2 separate regions of the Mus musculus genome follow, and region 2 is linked to region 1. A link is a loop called in an ENCODE intact Hi-C map of the cell type or tissue named here. Cell type or tissue: heart. All regions are shown on one strand.

What was found. Peaks named below come from ENCODE experiments on the same cell type or tissue, not always from the same donor. Only the 100,000 strongest peaks of a DNase experiment are listed, where the experiment ranks them.
Region 2: a loop joins it to region 1, with 4 times the contacts of the local background. A loop is called at or near these places in 7 of 42 quality-filtered maps.

Annotation. Positions count from the first base shown.
Region 1 is chr5:53,586,020-53,594,019 of GRCm38, forward strand. It overlaps Rbpj (recombination signal binding protein for immunoglobulin kappa J region), which reads left to right and starts at 4,467. Exons shown (of 11, transcript NM_001080927.2): 1 at 4,467-4,705. The coding sequence starts at 4,686. In heart, CTCF peaks have their summits at 3,316, 5,922 and 7,435; DNase peaks (open chromatin) are centred at 3,462, 4,372, 5,192 and 5,652; H3K4me3 peaks cover 3,998 bases; H3K27ac peaks cover 3,492 bases.
Region 2 is chr5:53,468,116-53,476,115 of GRCm38, forward strand. No RefSeq gene overlaps it. Among named protein-coding and RNA genes, the nearest start is that of Gm40304, 75 kb to the right of the region's middle. In heart, a CTCF peak has its summit at 2,773; DNase peaks (open chromatin) are centred at 1,436, 2,306, 2,836, 4,566 and 1 weaker place; H3K4me3 peaks cover 1,421 bases; H3K27ac peaks cover 1,928 bases; H3K27me3 peaks cover 223 bases.

The DNA of each region.
Region 1 (8,000 bases):
CACAGAGCACCTGTAACCCCAGTGCTCTTATGGGAAAATGGGAGGCAGAGACAAGACAATCCTGAATGCTCTCTGGTCAGCTTGCTTGGAATATGCAAGAGAAAAACAAGAGATGCTGTCTCAGGCTGGGCAGTGGTGGTGCACGCCTTTAATCCCAGCACTTGGTAGGTAGCCTGGTCTACAGAGTGAGTTCCAGGACAGCCAGGATTGCACAGAGAAACTCTGTCTGGAAAAACCAAACCAAACCCAAAAAACGACGCAGTCTCAAACTAAGTGACAAGTGAGCATGACAAGTGACAAGGTTGTCCCTTTGACCTCCATGCCCATGCATTCAGACACACATATACAGGAAAACCAATAAGAAAAAGACATTCTTTACTGATATGCAGGAGGTTCCCAGCATTTTCTTTAATCATCACAAGTGCTGAAACATACAGGTAACTCAACAAATAGGTTAGTATACTTATAGCACAAACCACACCGAGTTGTATGATTAACACGTAGTGACAAATTCCCACAATTTCCACAGAGACTATATTTTTAATCCCACAAGCCACCCATGAAAGTATCTATTTCTTTATTGTCCATTAGAAGAATTTTTCTTTCCTGAGGGGCTCACATGGAGAGCAGGAAAACTCTTAAATGTAGAGCCCCACTTACTGGTCCAAATGGTTCTAAATGGGCACCCCCCATCTTTCCCTCCTGCCACTTCCAAATATTCTTCCTTCCATCCTTTAAAATCATCTCTATTCTGCCCTAAGAGCTTCTCTATCTTCTTTCCATTCTCCCTGCAAATAATGACTACCTACCTCACATCAGGCAATGGTCCAGGAACTGAAGCTTGAAGATAGAAACAAGGCATGTAAGAAGAAAGAGGCATGGGAGTCACTCTAGGGAAGGGTGGCCAGAAAATGGCCAGGGTATATGACACATTTACCCAAAGACTTCAAAAGACTTCCTCCTATATGGGTGTGGGGAGAGTGCTGCAAGTCACGGAGAGGGCACAGGCTCGGTGTTAAGAGTGCTTATTGTGCCCTCTGAGCTTCAAGAAGGGCAGCAGGCTAGCTAGAGCCTCAAGTAAAGGAAGGGGAGGAACTTTGGGAGTCAGAGAGGTCAGGAGAGTCTGGCAGCAAGCCAAAAGGTAAGTTCTTGTAGGGAAATGGAAAAACCAGTGGAATCTCTGAGGATGAGGAGGCATGGTCCCATGAGAAGAGCCTCAGGCTGGGTAGAGGTGGAAGGAAGGAAGGAAGCTCACTTAGCAGACAACCTGTAGGCTAGGTGGGGAAACAGACGGGTTAGATGAAGCTAGTTGCTGAGGAGGTAGAAATGATTAGGATCTAGGTCTACTTTGAAGGTATTGTACGTGGTTTGAGACTAGTTCACTTGTGATCCCAGGTTCTTGCACAATCTTGGAGCCCAAAGTAATAACGTGAGAAGTAGTGGAATTTTCAAGAAGTTGGGCCTAGTGGCCGATATTTGATGCCTAGTGGCATCAAATCTGGCAACCAGAGATTGATCCCTGGAACCCACCTAGTAGGTGAGAATAAACTGCAAGTTGTTCTCTGACCTCCACGTGTGCCATGGCCTGTGCAGACCCACACATATTTAAAAAAAAAAGAAAGAAAAGATAACTTGATCTTTAAAAGAAAAAAAAGTTACTCTAAAAAGAATAAACCTGGCTCCCGTTCTACCTCTAGTTTTCTATCTTCCAGTCTACGTGACCTATCCGTGTGCACATACTTCTATTATTGTGACACCATCTGTTAAGGAGGACTTGCGACAACCAAACAGATGTTAGTATCATTTGCTCCGGCACCCTCCAAAGCTGGGAGCAATATTAGCTTCCTTTCCTTACATATTATGGATTAGAAAATAGACTAATAGATCTGACTAGCATGATTTTTCTTGCCGGTGCAATCCTGAATGTGTGATATATATATATATATATATATATATATATATATATATATATATAAAAGCAAAAGTAATTCCAAGGTCCTCTTAAGTGAGGGCAAAGGAATTGGCATTACTGAGAAAGGAAAACACCTTAGGTGGAGCGTTTGAGTTGAGATTAGTTTTATGACTATCAAGGCTTTCCAAGGTCTCATGGCCTTCCGTCCAACATTAGTGTCACAAACCGTCACACTAGGCCTAAAAATCCTTGAGGAAACGTTTAAAGGCATTTTACCTCCGCAACACTCTCTTGTTCTGGATGAGACATGTTTTGACATAGCGTATTAAATGGGCATACGTCCTTTTAAAAATGGGAAGTAAATAAATAAAGCGATAGGCAAACACATATCGCATACCCTTAACAAACCTTCAGTAAGCAAAGCTTTATTTCAACCAGGAGACATTAGCTATTAGAGGGTTCACTGTCCTTTAAATGTCAAAACCCAGTCTTCATTTGTGGGTGCATGATGCTAGCAAGACACTAGTCCTACACAGCACCACGCCAATCTGAAAAGTGGCAGAGTGAAGAAGGGTTCTGACAGCTCTTGGGCAAGTAAATGAATTCAAAAAGGGTGCGTGGAGAACAGCAGCCACTAACGTATCTGATGAAACAGTACCTAGAACGGGATGCTTGCTACAAAAGAATAGAAAGAGGAAGGAAACAAAACTGGCGTTTTAAGTCATCTGGGGGGGAGGGGAGACAGAAACTGGTATGTATGTAGGATTCCTTTAAAGGCTAGGAACAGACTAAGGGGAAGCTATTTAAATCGTGTTCTCGTACCACAATGCAAACGTTTGAGATCGCTAAGCTCAGCTTTCCCGGAGCCTTGCCGGCTCACAAAGCCATCGAAGACACTATAAAGGAAAACAAAACAAAACAAAAAACAAAACAAAAACAAAACAAACAAACAAACAAAAAAACCCCAAACCAACCATTGCTAGAATAGTTAAGGGAATCCAAACTTGTTGTAGAGCAAGTGAAGTGGAGGCCAGACTAGGTGACTCAGATGCATGACTCAAAGCCGACACGGGGCTGGCTGACAGCTCCCGGAGGCGGGGGGCACCACGTCTGTCACATTTCAGGAAAGTACCAGGCTCGGGAGGGCGACAGGAAGCCTCCCCGGCGCGTGCGTGAGTGTGCCGGGGCGGCCTCAGCCCGCCGCTCCCCGCCACGCGCCCACCGCCCCGCCCCGCCCCGCCTCGCGGGCGCCTGTCGGACCCTGCCTTCCGCGTCCCGGGAGCCGCACGGGACGAACACCTGTCGGGGCCCCGGCTCTGCGCGATGTAGGGCGCACGCCCAGCCGCCCGCGGGGTGGGTAGGAGAGCGCGTTCTCGCGAGGCTTAGGAAATTTCCCACGGCCCGTGTTGTGTCTGAGCCGAGCGGTGGAAGGCGCTCGGGAGGAGGTGTAGCGTGAGACTCCGGCTGCCCGCATTGCGCACATGCGCAGTGGCGCGAGCGCGCCGCGCCAATCCTGCGGCGCTCCGGAGCGGGTCTCGGGCGGGCTGATCCAGTTCTCCGGGTTTTTTGTGGCTCCCTGCGGGAGGCAGGCAATGCAGGAGCTGGGAAATCTCTTGGAAAGCAAAGGGCCGGGAAGGGGGGGGGGGGGGAGCAGGGAGGATCAGCAGGTAGGGGACCGGAGGGACAGGTCTCGGGCCACCACCTGCCGAGAGGTGTCCCAGGCAAGACAAGCATCGGGCGACAGCATCGGGCCACCGCCGGAGGAGCTGTTTCTAGGCAGTTACCTACACGTCTGCACCCACACCTACATCCTGCAAGCTGGCTGCTGCCATGAGTTCCCCAGGCAGTCGGAGCTGGGCGGGTAGCTCGCTCCCAAGTGCCCGGGCTTGTAGTGGTGGCTCTGGGGACAACCATTCGGGGCTCTGACGTGTGGGTGCAAAGTGAACATCGGGGGGTTAGGGGGGACACCTTTGCGCGAGGCTGACCTCGGGATGACCCCAGCTCGCATCGGGGAGAAGCGGCGAAAGGCACAGAGCTTATCCCCTAATGCTTTTCCCCTGCAGAGCTCTTGGGAAGGGTCAGCTCACGCGGCGATCACGCCTGTCTCGCCGCGTGTGCGGGTCGTGCGGGAGCAAATGAATGGAGACAGTCGCTGGCAGGTCACCGGGGACCGGGGCTCTGTCCCGATCTCCGCCGCTCCGGCACCTGATACTGAGATTAGCATAAGGGAGGTGTCCAGTGAACGTCGGAATGAATGAAAAAGGCTGGGAACCCGCGGCGAGCGGGAAGCCACTTGGAAAACACCCACTCGAGGAGGCGTCTCCTCTAGGCCTGTGAGACGCTCGCATTTTCCCAGGACCCCTCCTCCCGGCCCCGGGGCCCCGCCTCCTGACCCCTCCAGTCCCGGTCCCCGTAGTAATGCCCTCCGGTTTTCCTCAGTCTCCACGTACGTCCCCGAGGGCGCGTCCCAAAACCCGGATAACCGGAGCGCTCCCCATGGACTACTCGGAGGGCTTGTCCGCGGAGGAGCGGCCTGCGCATGCTCCATCGGCGGGGTAGGTTTCTAGGGAAAGGCAGTGAGCAGATCCCTTAGTCCGCGGGCGGCGCGAGGCGGCTGGCTCCCGGCGGCGGCGGCGGCGAAGCGGGGAAAGACGGCGCGGGGGCCGGGTGGCAGCGATCGGCGAGGCCGAGGGAAGGGGCGGGGGAGAGGAGCAGGGAAAGGCGGCGGGGGGAATCTCGCGAGGGTTGGAGTTTTGGCGAGAGTTTGTGGAAGATGGCGCCTGTTGTGACAGGGTAAGTCTGAGGGGGCAGCGAGTGCTGGGAACCGGGAAAGTTGCGGGCGTCTGACCGCCGGCGGCAGGCGGCGGGCCGGGGCCGCGCGGCGCGCCGGGGCCTCGGGAGGCGGCGCGGGGCGGCGACGCGATGGCGCGGGCCGGTGCGGGGCTCGCCCGTGCGCCGCGGTGGAGCGGGCTCCGGGCGCGTGAGGGCGGGCGGTGGCGAGGCCGGCGGCTGCGGGCGGAGTGCGGCCGGCGCGCGGGGCCGTAGGCACCGTGCCCGGCGCGCGCCCCCCTCGGCGGGCCTGGCGGGGATCCCGGCGCAGCTTTGTTCCCCGTGCGTGGCCCGCGTCGCCTGTCCTCCCAGCCGCTGCCCTGGGCGCCGGAGCGCTTTGTCTGTGTGCGCTGCCCCCCGCGATTCTGCCCCCAGCCCTTTGTTTCGCCGCCTTAGGCTCTCTGTGGGAGCCGCTGCGCGCCCCGCATCCCGTCTGCACCTCCACTCCGCCCGCTGTCCCTCCTCCCGTGCCCCTTTGTTGTATCCCTCTCTTCAGTAGCTGGGTGACCTGCCATAGCCCTGGCACCAGATTACTGCCGTTCTCTTTCTTCCATTGTCTTTCTCGTGTGTATCCCCTCTCACCTTTTTCTCTTTGGTCCTCACCCCCCCCCCCCAAGGCTTTGTCTCCCCTATGTAGTGTCTCATTCTCTTAGCATCCCCTTCCCCTCGCGTCACTGCCTGATTTATCCGCTGCCCACTGTGTCTGTCTGTTGAACTGTCTCAACCCCGGGGACTCCATCTGGTGCTTCTAAGTGCGCACAGACTCTAGGGTTTGCTTTTGTTGTTTGAGTCTGGGAGATGCTTGAGATACTTAAGTTTGCTCCTTCCGCGCCCCTCCTTTCTTCCTTCGCACCCATTTCTCTCGGGATCACACCCCTACCCACCCCTATGCGCCCCTCTCTTGGGATTAAAACGACCCCACTTTTCTTTGCCATCTTTCTGGGCCCGTGATTGTTTTGCTTGGTAAGAGTAGCGCTGGAAAAGGATCTCGATTTCTTGATGGTTATTGCCGTCCCCATCATTGGCTTCTGACGGCCCCAGGCCAAGGGCATCCGCAGTAGCCTTGCACCTGGGTTACCTGAGGGCTAATGGAAGGGTATATTTTAAGACTGTTAGAAGTAGGCTCAAAGGTACTTCCCACCCCCCCACCCCACCCCCTGTTGGTGATGGAGAATAGTTTCAGATATTCGCAGTGGATGTGCGTTTGATGTGAATAGGAGGTGAGTGAATTTTGATGTTGTAAACTTGTGAATGTTGGGCTGATGAAGTTTATCTTTTTTTTTTTCCCCTGGAATTTGTATCTACAGTTTTAATGACTTTTCGGAGACATCTGGCTTGGGAATTTGATCAATGGCTTGCTTCTTCATAATTTAAATGAGTTTACCATTTATGGTTGTTTGAATTTGCAGTTTGAGTGTGTAGTTTGTGATTTTTACTTCTGTGGATGTGTGGCAACTCCTATTCCGACGTTGGGAATCAGGTGCCAAAGAGCAGAGTGTAGTTTTGGTTTGATGAATACTGCTTTGAGGATCTTTGTGGGATACATTAATTACGGGCAGTCTAAAGACTGGTAGCTTTCAGTTTGGTTATCTTAAAAGGTACTTCCTTATGTTACTTGAGCATTAAGTTGTTTTCAGCTCTTATTGTTATGGTAATGTTAAAAGCTTGGGTGAAGTCTGGGGGTGTGGTGTAGGATATTGTATACTAATGGCCTGAATTACTGCATCAGGGTTGAAATAATTTAGGGTTGTAAATACTGAATGTATTGTTCAGAAATATTCTTCCACTAGTTGATCACTACTTTTAGAAGATACATTACCCTTAAAGTCATATGCAGCTTCTTCTCTATATAAAGTTGTACACAAAGAGTTGTTGAGGACATAGAAGATGAGGTCTAAGGAATGTTGGCACTTTGGAAAGCTTTTTAAAAACGTGGTTATTAGAATTTATAGGCGGAATACTTGCAGTATAAGGCACACTTTATGAACATACATGAAATTGTGAGAATTTGCATTTGTTTCATACTTAGTGCATAACTCGAGGCTAAAATTGGGCACACTGGTTCTGATCGTGAGCACAGTGCAAATTCTGTATAGTAATGCAATGTAGTTTGTTCTGATTTATGCATTTGAGAACGATCACAAAGACATCATAAAGTTAGCTTCACAACTTGAGGGGGTTGTTTCTAAGCATGTGAGACTTTTATACTTTCAGCCCAAAGGCTAGGAGTGAAATAAAAATGGTGCCTTAACTTAGACAGTGGGCATTTGGAAATATAATGAACGGTGGCTGGGTACCTTTCTGAGTATTATTTCATCTTTAAACTTATTACCCCGACATGTTTGTGGGGAATCGTTCTATTACATACGTCTAGGCACTCAGTTTTAAACAGTTAAGTTTAGGTAAAAGTTACTTCTTGATGTATACTCACAGACTTGTATGATCTCTTAAGTGGGTAAAATATACAAGTAAAAAGCTGCTATGGCCAGCTGTGATTCCTTAGATAATCGTTGGTATTATGGATGGGTCCAGCGTTAGAAGGAAATGGTTATGTTCTAAAGGTCTTACCTGTTTTAATTCTGAGGTTTACTTAGTTTTTGAAATAAGACTTGGCTTGAAAGCAAGCACTATTTTGCATTTTGCTTCCTCCTAATACTAGATTCATGTTATTTCAGCTAGGGGCAGTATTTTCTCATGGATTGACTAAAAATTGTTATTTTTGGCATTTGGCTTTGTGATTATTTCCAAGATATGTTGTTTCCTCTGCCAGCTTCCTAACTGTGCAGAATGGGAATGGAATAACTTGCCACATCTGTAGAGGTGCACCCTGCCCTAGGTAGAGCCCCCTTGGATGAACAGTGTGCTTAAGGTCTAGGAACTGTTACTGGAATGAGCTGATGTAGGTCATTTTATAGGAAGTCAAGTAGGAGGTTATGAACTAAGTTCTTGGCAAGTTAAAGGAGTGACAGTGAAATGAAAGAAAAAAAAAACAACTATGTGTTATTGAAGTTTGTATAAAAGATATAAATTTAGAGGGAGAGTGTCAAGCAGAAACAAAGAGATGGAAGGTATATCAGACTAAAACATTGTAAAATTATGGAATGCCCTTTATTGATTTCTGTATGTAGTAATACTTAATTTTTTATATTTTAATTTTAAAATTTTATTGTAGCAATACTTTTAAAAGGATAGTACAAAGTAATTTTTTGCACTCTTAGCCTGAAAAGTTTTATATCTGTCTTATATTTTTGGTATTTTG
Region 2 (8,000 bases), 120 kb before region 1:
CTCTTGGCGACGGCATGATATATTTTTAAAGGTTTTTAGGCTCAAAATCCTGAATTGCCTCATAGGTAGCAATGAACATACTGCTTGCCCCTTCCTAAATTTATTTTGATGTTCACTTACAATGGTTTTTAAATGAAAACGCCATATACAAACCAATCGCGAAGCCTTTGAGAATTAACTGCGTAGGATAAAGAGCACTCTTTGCTCTAGACAGTGAGTATACACAGGAGGCTGTAACTAGACCGGGGTGGGATGCTTAGTAACTAAGACTGAAAGGCAGCAAGGGTCTGGAACCCAGATCTCAAGGCTCCTCCTACCCTCTGCATTCATGATCCCATGCGCAAAACTTTCAAACATGGATGGAACCAAACATCTTGCCAGGTGGCGGCTTGTGATATATACAAACAGCCCCTGCCTTACACAGGGAAATGACAGAGAACCCATACGTGCAAACAGCTGCCACCATCCGCCGACCCCCACTACCCTGCAGCTGTTGTGAGCTGTGTGGAGAGAAAAAAAAAAAAAAAAGGAAAGGAAAGAAAGGGAGGGTGGGGGGAATCTTGGACCACTTGCAGATTCATAAAGTCAAGGCAGAGAAAGAGAGGAAGCTGTGGACACGGGAATTAAAGAAGGGAACGGACTCCCGGGATCCATCTTCAGCCGCGGGTGACTGGGCAGCATCCTTACTTAGCTCTGAAAGTCGCATCCTAGGGCAGACCACTCTCCCTCTCCCATCCACACAACCAGACACTCACATCAGGTCGCATACTGGCTTCACAGCAGTTTGAGAAGAAGGAAGGAAGGAATCGATCATAATTTCAAATCTCTTGAAATGTTACTCTCCTTTATGATATTTAGAAATGTATACTTTGTGGTTTGTACTGAATTAAAAAAAAAAAAAAAGAATCCATAAAGGAAAAGTCCTTCACACTCTGACTGATACAGGGTGTATTACCAGAGTCACAAAAGTATTATACATATTTTTTCTTTATAATGATTCCTATTTTACAGATGAGGCTCAAAGAAGTCACATGACTAGACCTTGTAAATTAGAGGTAGAATCAGGACCCAAATCCAGGTCTGTCTTTAAATCTCACAGCCTTACCAACTATTCTGAAGACTCCTACCCACCTGGCATAGGTGATTGGGTGCAGCTGAAGGGATAGTTGGCAATCATTAACAAAGTAGCAAGAAGCACTCCCAACAGACCGCTTCCCTCCTAAAAGTTAGTAAACTGTGCTCAGCTGTTCTGGGGAAGCAATACTTCTGTGTAGAGAACAGGAAAAATTCCGGACTGCAGATCTATAGTAGAATTTCAGCATGAAGCATGGAGACAGCCATGTTCGCGGGTGGGAGGTGTGGGGGATGGGACACAGAGCAGGGAAATCTGGAAGGAACCAGCACTGAACTCTGTCCCAGGTAAAATTCCATCTAAATTTAACCACACTCCCTGCGTAGGGACTGGAAGAAAAATTTCTGTTGCCCCACCCACTGCTGGCAGCCCATGCCTCCAGATAGCTTATTAGCAGCCTTAGTAGGCTAGGGATGGGTTCCACGCATGTTTGTGAGTTCCAACATGTAGTCATGTGAGAAGCATAACCCTTCCCCTCCAGTCTGCAATGAATTTCATCAGAGAAATAAGCTTCAGGGACCCCACTTGCGGTCCAACACGTATATGTTCTCTGGGCTTCTTTAGGTGGGCACCGTCTTGGCGGTTGGGAATATCAAAATCAAAAAGGTGGAGACCTGCCAGGAAGAGAGGCAGCAATCAGTAGACAGCGTGGTGGGTGAGTGTGGGACACTCAGCAACGCAGCTTGGGAAGCCCTGGCGGTGGACGGGTGGGGACTGGAAAACAGCTTAGAAATGAACTCTGGGACTCCAGCGCTTGACATGTTGGGAACTGCGTTGTGGTAGAAGTCTGGGGAAAGACCAGCTTACCATTCAATACTAAATGAACTCATTTTTCAGCAGAAGATTGTTAGCTTTGTTTTCTTTCCTGGCAAGCAGACTCTCCATCTATACCTGCGGTCGCTTTTGTGTCCTCCCCACCCCCACCCCGGAAGGTTTAGTGAGAGCTGGTTGCAAGGACTCTGAATTCCTAAGGCTGGGGGGTGAGAGTCTGGTTGTCTCTATAGTCTTATCTTACAGCTCTCCTAGGAGGACAGAGAGCTCATGAGTCCAAAGTCTGTAGTCTCGCAGGACATGGGGGAACCTTTCAAATGTAGCCACTGGTATCTGCATAATAAGCCGGGAAGCTCTGGCCTCAGGGAACTCCGGGCAAAAGAGATGTGTGCTGACCTGCAGCTTCCAGGAACACACCGAGGAGTGTTTTCCACGCTTGGGTCACACAAATGCATTGTGTTGTGTCTTCATCTATACAGGGGCATCAGATGCGAGATTTTATAGCTACTGTTGTTAAAATGAGACTTTGGAAAGTAAACTCCTAAGTACACACTAGCCCACTGGGAAACCGGTGCGGGGGTGGGAGGTAGGGGCTGGGGGGGTGGGGGGGTGGGGGGGTAATGTTTTCTTAGGGCAATGAAAGTCCAAGTTTTCATCTCCAACTCAAGGTAAAGACAGCATTTCCTGAGGCCCAAAGTAAAAGCAAAAGCCATCCGACTCACAGGGAACAATGCCTTCTACAGACCCATGTTTTCTTGGCCCGGTTTTCAGTCCTGGTTGGAAAAAAAAAAAAAAAAAAAAAAAATTCCCTGAGGCCGATGACAGCTGAGCTCTCTGCCTGGAATTCACAAGTGGAGAAGGGAAAAATTACACCCTGAGGCTTGGAGGGCGCCTGCCTGGGCAGCCTTCATTCACACAAAGGCTGGATGGTGGTGGGCCTGCCACCTGTCCACCTCCAGGCTGGAATCGAGCCTAGGAACTTAAGTGAGAGAGGGGATGTGAGTTCAGGGAGACTGCAAGCCACTGAGAGGAGACACAGGAGACCAGAAAGAGGGCTCTGTGTCAGCTCGTACCCCTGCGCCTGTTCCCCTCACCCCACAGAAAGGTCTCTAGGTGACCTTTGCCCCCACCCCATTCCCCCCCCTCCTCCCCCTCCCTTCAAAAATAACCTTTAGGAAAGTCCCCATGTCTAATAAAACTGTTGACCTTTGGGTCTGGTCAAATAGTCATGCCTTGAAGGGGGTTCCCTGGGGTTAGTGTCACTATCTGAGTTCCTCTTAACCAGCCTACCTTCGCTGGCAGGTTTACATAGAGCTAGCCTAGTGTATTAGATGCACCACAGGACACCGTTTGCTAAGGTCTTCAAGGATGTCCATTAAGCAGAAGCTTAGCTGCCAATCCTCCCCTCTCACTTCCTGGGCAAGCGTTCTACCCCCAACAGAGCAACCTCAGTCCCTCCATCCTGAACAAGACTATGACTTCCTCTGGCCTGGAAGGGAAAGTGTTAGGACCACCCCCCACCCCCACCCCTGCCCAGGTGCAGAAAATATGGCAGGCATCACTGTCTCCTTCTCTTCAGCTTCAAGAACAGGTTTGTCTGATCAAATGCAGACCCCCAGTTAAACAGAATGACCCAGGGGTAACTTCCCCAATAGCCTATGTATTCTCTGGGATATACTTACATATAGTATAATCATACCTGAAGTATTACATGGGATATACTTTTAATTTCTTCAGATTTATTTATTTATTTTATGTATGTGAATATACTGTCACTGTCTTCCTACACACCAGAAGAGGGTATCGGATCCCATTACAGATGGTTGTGAGCCACCATGTGGTTGCTGGGATTTGAACTCAGGACTTCTGGAAGAGCACTCTTAACCGATGAGCCATCTCTCCAGACCTGGAATATACTTTTTAAAAATGTCATTTCTAGGGCACTACAGTGCCCCTGGGCTTGTATGTTTTATATTTTAGAAATTCAAAAACCATATTTAAGAATAATCTCACACCACTGGCATTCCGGCTTTAAAGGTGGGAAAATGGAATGTGAGGTTTTCCATGCTTCTGGAAACACTGTGATTTGGGGGGTGGGGGTGGGGTAGCAAGGAAGAACTGAGACATTTCTTGGGAAGCCTTGACTTCAAGAACAGCGCTGACTGGACAAAACTAAGGTGTCCTTCCTCTAAGACAGTGATTCTCAACTTTCCTAATGCTTCGACCTTTTAATCCAGTCCCTTATGTGATCCCCCAGCCATGAAAACGTTTTTGTTGCTACTTCATAACTGTAATTTTGCCACTGTTATGAACCATAATGTAAATATCCATGCTTTCCGACCAGTCTTAGTTGACCCCTGTGAAAGAGTCATTTGACCCCCAAAGGGGGTCACAACCCACTGGGCTGAGAACCACTGGTCTAAGGAGTCTAGGAAGTTCCTTTACACCATGCCTGTAAGTAATGCTGATAATAAATGCGTGAGTTCTCACTGCGCTTGGTTAGCTGGCAAGCTGCTCCCACAAAGACTCAAGCACCTTCCACACCACACTGTGGGACGCGGAGGGAGCACTTCACCCCTGTGGAACGGCAGAGGCAGATGAGGTCACGGCACACAGCTCCAAGAGCAGCTTCGAATCGTATTACATTCATCTAACACATGGAGGAAACCCAGAAGGACGGAAGGGGTTGGCTGGCCAGAGAAACCAGACAGGCCTCTCTTGGCTGGCTAGCCTTCCAAGCTTAGCCTGTGCAGCCCTGTCGCCTCGCTTGAACCAGGCTACCTTGCCAGGCCTTACAGATAACATGCTACATGTCCACCAGTGGTGTTTCAGGGGAGTAGGGGCCTTAGGAAGATAGGAGAGAAGGGACATCCTGTGAGAGCCTCTCAGGGGAGCATGAATGACCTGGCAGAGGCAAAGCTACTCCTTACTTTGCTTTTCTTCTCAGCCTGAGGAGAAGTCTGAGTTTGCACACAGAAGACTGGATGGAGTGTAGACAGCTTACTAACATCCAGGAACCTCTAGGCCCTGAGGAGAAAACTGCTATAGCTCTGGGCACCAGAGAAGGTCTTATTCTCCCTCCCTCCCCGCTCCTGTCCCCACCATCCGGACAAGAGAGTGCACCTTTCATGCCAGCCCCCTCCTCTCAGTCAGAGCCAGGGAAAGACAGAGAGTGGCGAGCAAGATGATTTCTAAAGAACATGTCAACTGAGAAAGTCGACCACCTTGTGATTATCTTTTCTTTTTTTAACCAAGTGATAAATGCTCTCTATAGGAAGGTTTAAGGATCCTGAAAGGTATAGCTAAAGTGGTGACAACTACCCATAATCCCACCACACAGAGATAGATACTCTCCTAAGAACATACAACGAACTTAATTATTCCCCTGCATCATGAGTGGCTTCCCAGTCTGCTTTTCTAAACCTAACATACCATGACACTTCCCTCACATCGGAAAAGGCGCGTCAAAGACTCCATCGGGGACTCCATCTATGTCCTTGACAGACCTTTTGGTACCTGTTGCTTCTTGTATAGAGGCTAACATAAAATGGTATCTGTTCTGACCTAAAGATGCATGCCTTCTCGTGCGTTTAGTCTGGGCTTGCTCTGTAAAAAGCTTCGTGTTTTCCAGAAGTTTTTGAAAATGCATAGGTCAAAAGCCTTTGCGGACTCTTCTAGAACGGGGACGTCTCCTCCCCATTTCAACCCCCAATCAAACAAACAGAGGTACTGCTGTTGCATAGCAGAGTCTCAGGGCTGTCAGGTCCAGGCTGGTGAACTCAGGCTATTGTTGAAGAGACAGAGAAAAAGCCCAGGGACCAATCTCAGGCATTGTAATATTAGCTGCATCAGGGATAGGATGATACGAGTTGTCGGGATGTTGCTGTTTGGAGTTTTTACAGGACCACTGCTTGCTAATTTAGTTAATGACAGTGTTGGACTCCAAATTCCCTCTAAAAGGCCGTCTTAAGTGTTCTCAAGTTGGACAGGGCTGGCCTTAAAAATAAACAAATAAGTTACATAAGCCCAAATTTTGGAGGCTTGGGTTCTGGAAACCAAGGCTGGGGTCAGGATGAAAGGAAGCCACGAAGTCATCTTGTGGCTGGGCCTCACGTGCAGTGCGCAGGGTGGAGCAGCAGGGAGATTTGGTTTCTAACTTGAATGGCAGCATCCATTGGGGGAGGGGGAGAACAAGCGCGCTGCTGGCAGTGATGCCCATCTTTCTCTTCTTCCCTTCCAATGTTGGATGCTCCAGGAGGTTCTGCGGTTAATTGAGAGCTATCATCTTTGTGTTTCAGAGCTGGCTGACTCAGAGGGAAGTGAGGGGATCGCTGTGAATTACTCTTGTTGAAAGCTTTTAAGGCCTCTCTGGAAAGATAGGTTTCAGGTTTCTCACAGTCAGCGGTGTGAATGGAGCCCACCTGCTCCAAGTATTCTGGGAGGGTGTAGAGGATTCCTGAACATCCAGAGTAATGTACACAGTGAACTATCCCAGGAGGCCACTCATGTGAGAATCTATGCACTGTGAAGCCAAAGGTCTCAGGGAAGAGAAAGTACTGAGGCCGGTCACATACCATTTAGGCAACGTTGAGGCTGGGTCTAAAGTGTCCCCAAAGGTCTTACATGTTAAAAACATGGTTAGCAACACAACTGGAAGGTACTAGAATCTTTAGGAGGTGGGAATAGTGGATCACTAAAGGCATACCCTTGAAAGATTAATTGGGACCCTAACCCCTTGCCCTCTTTGCTTTCAGGCTGCTAGGAAGTGAGGGGCTGGAATGCCTACTGCCTTGCCACAGACCCAGAGCAATGAGGCCCAAAATATTAGGGAGCCTGAGGTTAAAAGATGAATTAGGATAGGCCCTGCCCTCAAGTTGCTGATTCTGGTTGAAGAAAATAGGTCAATAACAAATAGCCATAATAACTAGAAAATGCTACTTGTCGGCCCTGCAGCTAGCATCCTGGAACCCTGGGCGATTGTGGCCAGGGAATTAGAAGAGTTTTCCAAAGTAGTAGAGTACAATGATTTTTAAACTAGTTTCTGGATTTGTATGAAAGTATACAACTAAAACTGCAGGTGGATCAGAGTAAGTCTTTACTGTGAACATCCTAAGGAGACAAGATTTGCCAGTTTATACAGCCAGCTTTTCCATGGAAAGCACTATACACCAGTGGGTATGTTTAATATAATTCTTTGTGCTTCAAAATCATGTGAGTTTGTACATATGAAAAAATAGAAAGATGTTTACATGCATGTTAATAGGGAGTATTCCAGCTGGCAGAATTGTGATATTTTTCCCCTCTTTGCTTTATTCTGCTTTTATGAAGTTTTTTTCAATAAGTATATATTACTTTAATAATCATAAAAGTTTACATTTTTATTCTAAAAGATACCCCTGTGTTATTAGATTAGATAAAAGATTATGAAGAGGAGCCAGGCGTGGTGGCACACACCTTTAATCCCAGCACTTGGGAGGCAGAGGCAGGCAGATTTCTGAGTTCGAGGCCAGCCTGGTCTACAGAGTGAGTTCCAAGACAGCCAGGGTTATACAGAGAAACCCTGTCTTGAAAAACCAAAAAAGAAAAAGAAAAGAAAAAAGAAAAAAAGAAAAAAAAAGATTGTAAAGCTTTGAAAACAAAACAAAAAACAAGTTAAGAGCTGGATGTAGTGGCTCCTGCCTGCAATGCCAGCATTTAGAGACACTAAGCCAGGACGAGAGCCACAAATGCAAGACCATCCTGGGCTACCGCCCTACACACACAAAGAGAGACAAATGCATGGAAAGAAGAATTGAAAATTTAATTTCAAATGAGATTTGAAACAGCAAGACAATAGTGCTCATTGGCCATAGGCAGTGCTGAGGAGAAACACATATTGTGGCTTCTCAGGCATTATTATATTTTCCTTCCCAGTTTTAGTGTAATGAACCTATTATTACCCCAGAGCACCAGGGAAGAAAGAAGGGAACAAGCCAGGCAGTGGTGGCACACGCCTTTAATCCCAGCACTTGGGAGGCAGAGGCAGGTGGATTTCTGAGTTCGAGGACAGCCTGGTCTACAGAGGGAATTCCATGACAGCCAGGGTGACACAGAGAAA